2 separate regions of the Mus musculus genome follow, and region 2 is linked to region 1. The links are chromatin contacts, found by Hi-C or POLR2A ChIA-PET in ENCODE. All regions are on one chromosome and are shown on one strand. Each heading gives the region's core, a stretch centred on a gene start or an enhancer-like site at or near the end of the contact. The rest is flanking DNA. Distances are from core to core; before and after follow the strand shown. Region 1 overlaps Rbm20 (RNA binding motif protein 20). Region 2 holds the start of Adra2a (adrenergic receptor, alpha 2a).

Region 1 (2,930 bases), core at 15-2,514:
ACGCCCGTGTGTGTGTGTGTGTGTGTGTGTGTGTGTGTGTGTGTGTATGTGTGTGCATGTGTGTATGTGTACATGTGTGCCTGTGCACAGTGTCTCTCTGTGTGTACACATGTGTGTGTTAATGGAAATGATGTCTTTAGGAGGAGATGCCCCACAGTGGCCACTCCCCTCCCCGAGCTTTCCCCACTCAAGTCACTTTTGCTTTTTTTTAATGTTCATCCTTTGCTGCAGACACTCAGATCACCAGGGGTCTCTGTCCCCTGAAAAACTACAAGACCTACTTTCAAAAAAAAATTTTTTTTAAGATTTATTTATTTATTATATGTAAGTACACTGTAGCTGTCTTCAGACACTCCAGAAGAGGGCGTCAGATCTTGTTACAGATGGTTGTGAGCCGCCATGTGGTTGCTGGGATTTGAACTCCGGACCTTCGGAAGAGCAGTCGGGTGCTCTTACACACTGAGCCATCTCACCAGCCCCCAAAATGTTTTTTCTGTCAGTGTGAGTGAGCATGTTTCTTTCTGAGCCTCAGTTCCCGAAGCAGTGGCCTCCCCTCCGCTGTGAGGGAGTCGGGGGAGGAGCGTGCGGATCTCTCTACTTCTCTCTGTGTCCCCTCTTCTGCCTCTGCCTACTCTTAGTCTTGTTTGGTCTGTTCTTCCCCTGTAAGGCTGGAGCTGAGGAACAGGAAGGCATGGTGGGCATACAGCAGGAAGGGACAGAGTCCTGTGATCCAGAAAACACAAGGACAAAGAAGGTGAGTTTGCACCCCCATCTTGGTGGTGGTGTCATATATTAGCATCAGAGACTCTGTCACCGGGTCGGTTTTGCCTGACAGCGGCCGTATGGGATGTGTTCGTGTCTTCACAAGCACTTGTACCAATGGCCCCAGTGCTCTCTGGAGAAACAGCTCTGTGGAAGTCTTTCGATGTCTCCTCTGGGGAGATCTTTAGCTGCACGCCCGGGCTCCGCCCCCCTCTCCTGCAACTTGGCTGTGCTGCTAAAAGAAAACATATGCCCAAGAAAGACTCAGACTTCAGAGCCAGGCTCCCAAAATAGGCAGGTCCCTTAGTGGGTCCACGACACAAGCAGTCAACTTGAAGCCCTGACCTCAGCAGGCCCAAGACCCTGAGATTAATGAGACATACTCTGTGTGTTTTAGAAAGATTATTTGTACTTAGTTAAAAATCAAAATCCAGTTACTGTCCTCCTGGGCTGGGCTTCCACGGGCAAACGAAATGTCCTTGGATGATCGCCAGCTTCATGCCTTTCCGGTCAGGGGACACTAATCTTCCGAATCTGTGTGCCAAGCCCTAGGGCTGCTGGGAACACCAAGGGAAAAATACCGGAGGCAGAGTGTGGGCGGAAGTTGCACCTTTGCTGAGAGAGGGAGTCTGGAGGAAGTTTGTGAGTGGATTCTCTCCAGCCACCTTTAGTGACGTCCATTTGTAATGTATCCATTCATTCAGAGATAGTCACAAATAGCTACTATATAGCAAAGTTAAGGATTCTTTGTGTCATTCAAAACGTGGCAAATCAAGCAGCAAGGGCTTGTTGTGAAGCCTGTGCCACTTGGGGGGCGACTGAATAAGTGAGGCTTGAGGGGCTCACATCCCCTAAGAACCCAAGGAGCAGGAGAAGCGCTCAAGGTCTTTCCGACATGAAGGCTCCTATAGCCAATGCGTATGGCTGACGTTTGAGTATTCTAAGCCACCATATGACACCTGTTCTACATCCTCATACAGGGACAAGACTGTGACAGTGGGAGTGAACCCGAGGGGGACAACTGGTACCCCACCAACATGGAGGAGTTGGTCACAGTGGACGAAGTAGGCGAGGAAGATTTCATCATGGAACCAGACTTACCAGAGCTGGAAGAAATTGTGCCTATTGACCAGAAAGACAAAACCCTCCCTAAAATATGTACCTGTGTAACGGCCACCTTAGGTTTGGACTTGGCCAAAGATTTCACCAAGCAGGGAGAGACCCTAGGGAACGGAGACGCAGAACTCAGCCTGAAGCTGCCCGGACAAGTGCCGTCTACTTCCGCAAGCTGTCCCAATGACACGGACCTGGAGATGCCTGGCCTAAATCTGGATGCTGAGCGGAAGCCAGCTGAAAGCGAGACAGGCCTCTCACTGGAGGTCTCAAATTGCTACGAGAAGGAGGCAAGAGGAGAGGAGGACTCAGATGTGAGTCTGGCCCCTGCAGTGCAGCAAATGTCCTCCCCCCAGCCAGCAGATGAGCGGGCCCGGCAGTCCAGCCCTTTTCTCGATGACTGCAAGGCCAGGGGGTCCCCAGAAGATGGGTCTCATGAAGCCAGCCCCCTGGAAGGAAAAGCCAGCCCACCTACTGAAAGCGACCTCCAAAGCCAGGCTTGCCGAGGTGTGTTGGCTGAGGGTGGCTACCTTCCTCTCCCTCATGGGTGGTAGGGTGGACTGGACCACCGCGTCCCTCAGGACATGTGGGTATGTGCAGGCTGGAACAGATAGATGGGAGTTACTTAAGGCCAAGACAGAAAGTTAAGTACTAATAGAAGCAAGCCTCCGAAGGCCTGGCTAGAATGTTAAAGCAAATAGTGTAGAAGAAATCCAGCAGGCGCCCCCTGTGTTCCGGGAATAACCTCGACTTGATTTCTCTGCACTGTGGGGTCCCACCTAGGCATGGGCAACTAAGATCAGGTTGAGTTTTTACTACAAAAAAGCTTGGGTTCTTTTTGATGGTCTGCCACCCTTTCCTGAATGGTGGAAACCCTTGGCAATTATTTCTGCGATGCGGGGGCGAGGGGGGAAGGAGAGATGCGGCGGGAGGGGGGGGGAGGTACGGAACGGGGTGGTGGAGAGAGAATGACACACGGGGAGGGAGATGGCTTTGTAAAGGGCTTGCTTCCCTTCTAACTATCTCAGACCCACTTTTCTCCAGGGTCTGATAGT
Region 2 (2,926 bases), core at 214-2,713, 190 kb after region 1:
CCTGAGTGCTTAGAAACCTTGCCATCTACTGCCAAGCTCCTACCTTTCTCACCAGAGAGAGAACATAGAAAACACCCTTTCTTTCTTGGCTAGCACCCTGCCCTCACCGACAGATGCTGTGCAGATGTGTGTACTTATCTGTGTATTGGGGGTGTAGGAGAAAAGGCCATGTAAGTGGGGATAGAGTCTAATAAGATGTTTTTCTTTCACGTTTAATTGTACAGATGTGTAAGATACTGTATGTTAATTCAATATTACACACAGTATGTAATGACCAAGTCAGGATAGTTAACTTTTCTATTTCCATAATCAGAAACCCCTTTTTGACAAACACATAATAATCCTATACATTTGTGGAGTTCAGTGTAATACTTTAATTCGTGCACACAGTAGGTACTGATTAAAACAGCGTAAGGCTTACATCTACCTATAATGTCATGGCGCTCTTCATAAAGTAGCTGTGCCTCAACTAATGCTTAACGGTTCCCAGTAGTTTAAAGCCAGGCAAGCAGAGAGGAAGATCCAGGACTCTCACATCTGTAGAAGGTTCCGAGCCTTACTCTCATCAGAGGTAGATCTATACAACCTGAAGATTTCTGCATCATGACATAGTGCAGTTTGAAATCTGTCCGTGTCCCCTCCCCCCCCCCCACCCCCGCCGCCCCAGCTTAGTCCAAACTTGCCCCCAAGATAGGAGAAAAATGGAGGAAAGGACTCCAGAGGAGCCTGGAGCCCTTAAGTCGCTTTCCAGCCGTGACGACCAGCGGCCAGCAGGTGTCAGTGCGCTCTCGTTCTGTCATGGCTCAGGGCCTACCCCTCCAGGACCCTTCCCCACCGCCTTTCAAAGGGGCGCAGTGCAGAGTCCAGGCCTTGAGAGTCCCGGCAGCTGCTAGGATAGGAGGCCTTCTCTTCCCTAAGTATGGATAACTCCGGCCTGGTCTGCTCTCGTGGATGCTGGTCCATTCCGCTCCAGTGGTTCCTTAGGAACCCGCACACGCTTACCTCTCCGGGATCCCTTTCATCCCAGTCACCAGAAGCACCTGCGCTTGACCTGGGGCGGGGCTGCTCGCCAGCGACTCTTATGCCACTCTGCATCTCCTAATTCGGGTCCCAGCACCCTGGCACCCTCTTCTGCTAAAACCCAGCTAGATCGGTGTACCGCTGGGCGCCTGCTACTGTCTCCTGGGCCAGCTAGTAGCCGAACGGCCAACTCCCAGCAGGGGCCGCTCCCCACTCCTTAGGCTCTCTCTTATTGCCCCTCGCTCCCTGTACCCGTCTTTCCAAAAGCCGGGTCCCAGAGGCAGCGCTCTCCCGGGTCCGACTCGGGTGCGGGCTCTAGACCTAAGGAGGGGAGGCGCGAGGGGCGGAGGAGGGTCGACTTCCCACGTGGGGGCTGACGCCGGCTGCTCGGCAACGCCGGCTTCATCCTGGGGCTATAAAACCAGTCCAGCGTAGAGCGGCGGAGCAGCCTCGGCTCCCGCTTCCGTGCAGACGCCCAGCAGCCGGCGCACACCGCCCAGCCACCCAGCGCCTCCAGCTCCAAGTCCTGCGGTCCTGCGAAAACTCACGCGGCCCTCCGACCCCCGCCGGGTCTGTGGCGCTCAGCGCCCACCCAGATCGCGGCTAGCAGCCACCCTTGGCTCCGCCGCGGCTCCTGGAGAGCCGGTCGCTCACCTAGCTTGGCCCTGAGGACCGAGGTGGTGGTGGTGGGGGTGCGGCTTCATGCGGCCCCCACACCCTTCACCCCACCGCCGCCGCCCCCGAGCTCTGTGTACAGAGTCCCAGCCCCAGCAGAGCGCACAACTTTGGAAGTCCCGTGGGGCTCCTAGAGGAGGCAGAGTCCGCGCCTTCGCCGGAGGTCCGGCCCAGCCCTCGCCACCCCGCCTGGAGGGTAGCGACGGAGTTGGAAATCTCTTCGAGGGTATAAGAAGACAGACCTAGGACTCCGAGCCCACACCAACACCCCTCCGCTGCCTCTTGGGGTAAGACTTCATGCTTTCGCTCAGCTTAAGAATCAAGGTATAGATGACTAGCTAAATGCATTTGTATAAATTTCTGACATCTTTCCAAATCATCAGGCCACCGATAATTTCTTTTCTCTTTTCTTGAAGAATAAAATCTCTAACCACCAGCTGGCCCTACTCGATCCTGCCGCTTAGAAATAAAACTTGGCTGTGTTTGAGGAGCTGGGAGAGAGAAAGCACCCACCCGGAGCGTCGGAAGGACGAACCGGTGCCAGTTCGCGGGCTCCAGTCCATGGACCACTAGCGGTCCCCAGCTTGGGCCCGAGCTCCCTGCGGCCCTCTTCCTTATGTGAGGCGCGGCGGGACGAACCCCGCACCGGAGGAAGAGGAGGACCCACGGACGCGGGGCCGGAAGGCAGCTGGCAGCAGGCCCACGAGAACCAGCACCCGCGTTCATGTTCCGCCAGGAGCAGCCGCTGGCCGAGGGCAGCTTTGCGCCCATGGGCTCACTGCAGCCGGATGCCGGCAACAGCAGCTGGAACGGGACCGAAGCGCCCGGAGGCGGCACCCGAGCCACCCCTTACTCCCTGCAGGTGACACTGACGCTGGTTTGCCTGGCTGGCCTGCTCATGCTGTTCACAGTATTTGGCAACGTGCTGGTTATTATCGCGGTGTTCACCAGTCGCGCGCTCAAAGCTCCCCAAAACCTCTTCCTGGTGTCCCTGGCCTCAGCGGACATCCTGGTGGCCACGCTGGTCATTCCCTTTTCTTTGGCCAACGAGGTTATGGGTTACTGGTACTTTGGTAAGGTGTGGTGTGAGATCTATTTGGCTCTCGACGTGCTCTTTTGCACGTCGTCCATAGTGCACCTGTGCGCCATCAGCCTTGACCGCTACTGGTCCATCACGCAGGCCATCGAGTACAACCTGAAGCGCACGCCGCGTCGCATCAAGGCCATCATT

The links. Hi-C counts contacts between places; a loop is a spot of excess contacts on that map. ChIA-PET counts read pairs that join two places held with the same protein, here RNA polymerase II (POLR2A).
Region 2: a map of T-helper 2 cell shows a loop between it and region 1 (2.0-fold over the local background). The contact joins the promoter of Adra2a here to the enhancer-like site in region 1. A Hi-C loop is called at or near these places in 1 of 37 maps with a recorded cell type or tissue (T-helper 2 cell). POLR2A ChIA-PET finds 5 or more read pairs at or near these places in 1 of 5 experiments (Patski).

What each region holds. Positions count from the first base shown.
Region 1 is chr19:53,849,435-53,852,364 of GRCm38, forward strand. It overlaps Rbm20 (RNA binding motif protein 20), which reads left to right. Exons shown (of 14, transcript NM_001170847.1): 10 at 668-754; 11 at 1,743-2,382. Among named protein-coding and RNA genes, the nearest start is that of Gm41863, 9.5 kb to the right of the region's middle. Within about 2 kb of position 1,265, at least 2 of the 3 ENCODE cell types and tissues checked have a DNase peak (open chromatin) inside an H3K27ac peak, as active enhancers do.
Region 2 is chr19:54,043,796-54,046,721 of GRCm38, forward strand. Adra2a (adrenergic receptor, alpha 2a) reads left to right here and starts at 1,464. Exons shown (of 1, transcript NM_007417.5): 1 at 1,464-2,926. The coding sequence starts at 2,420.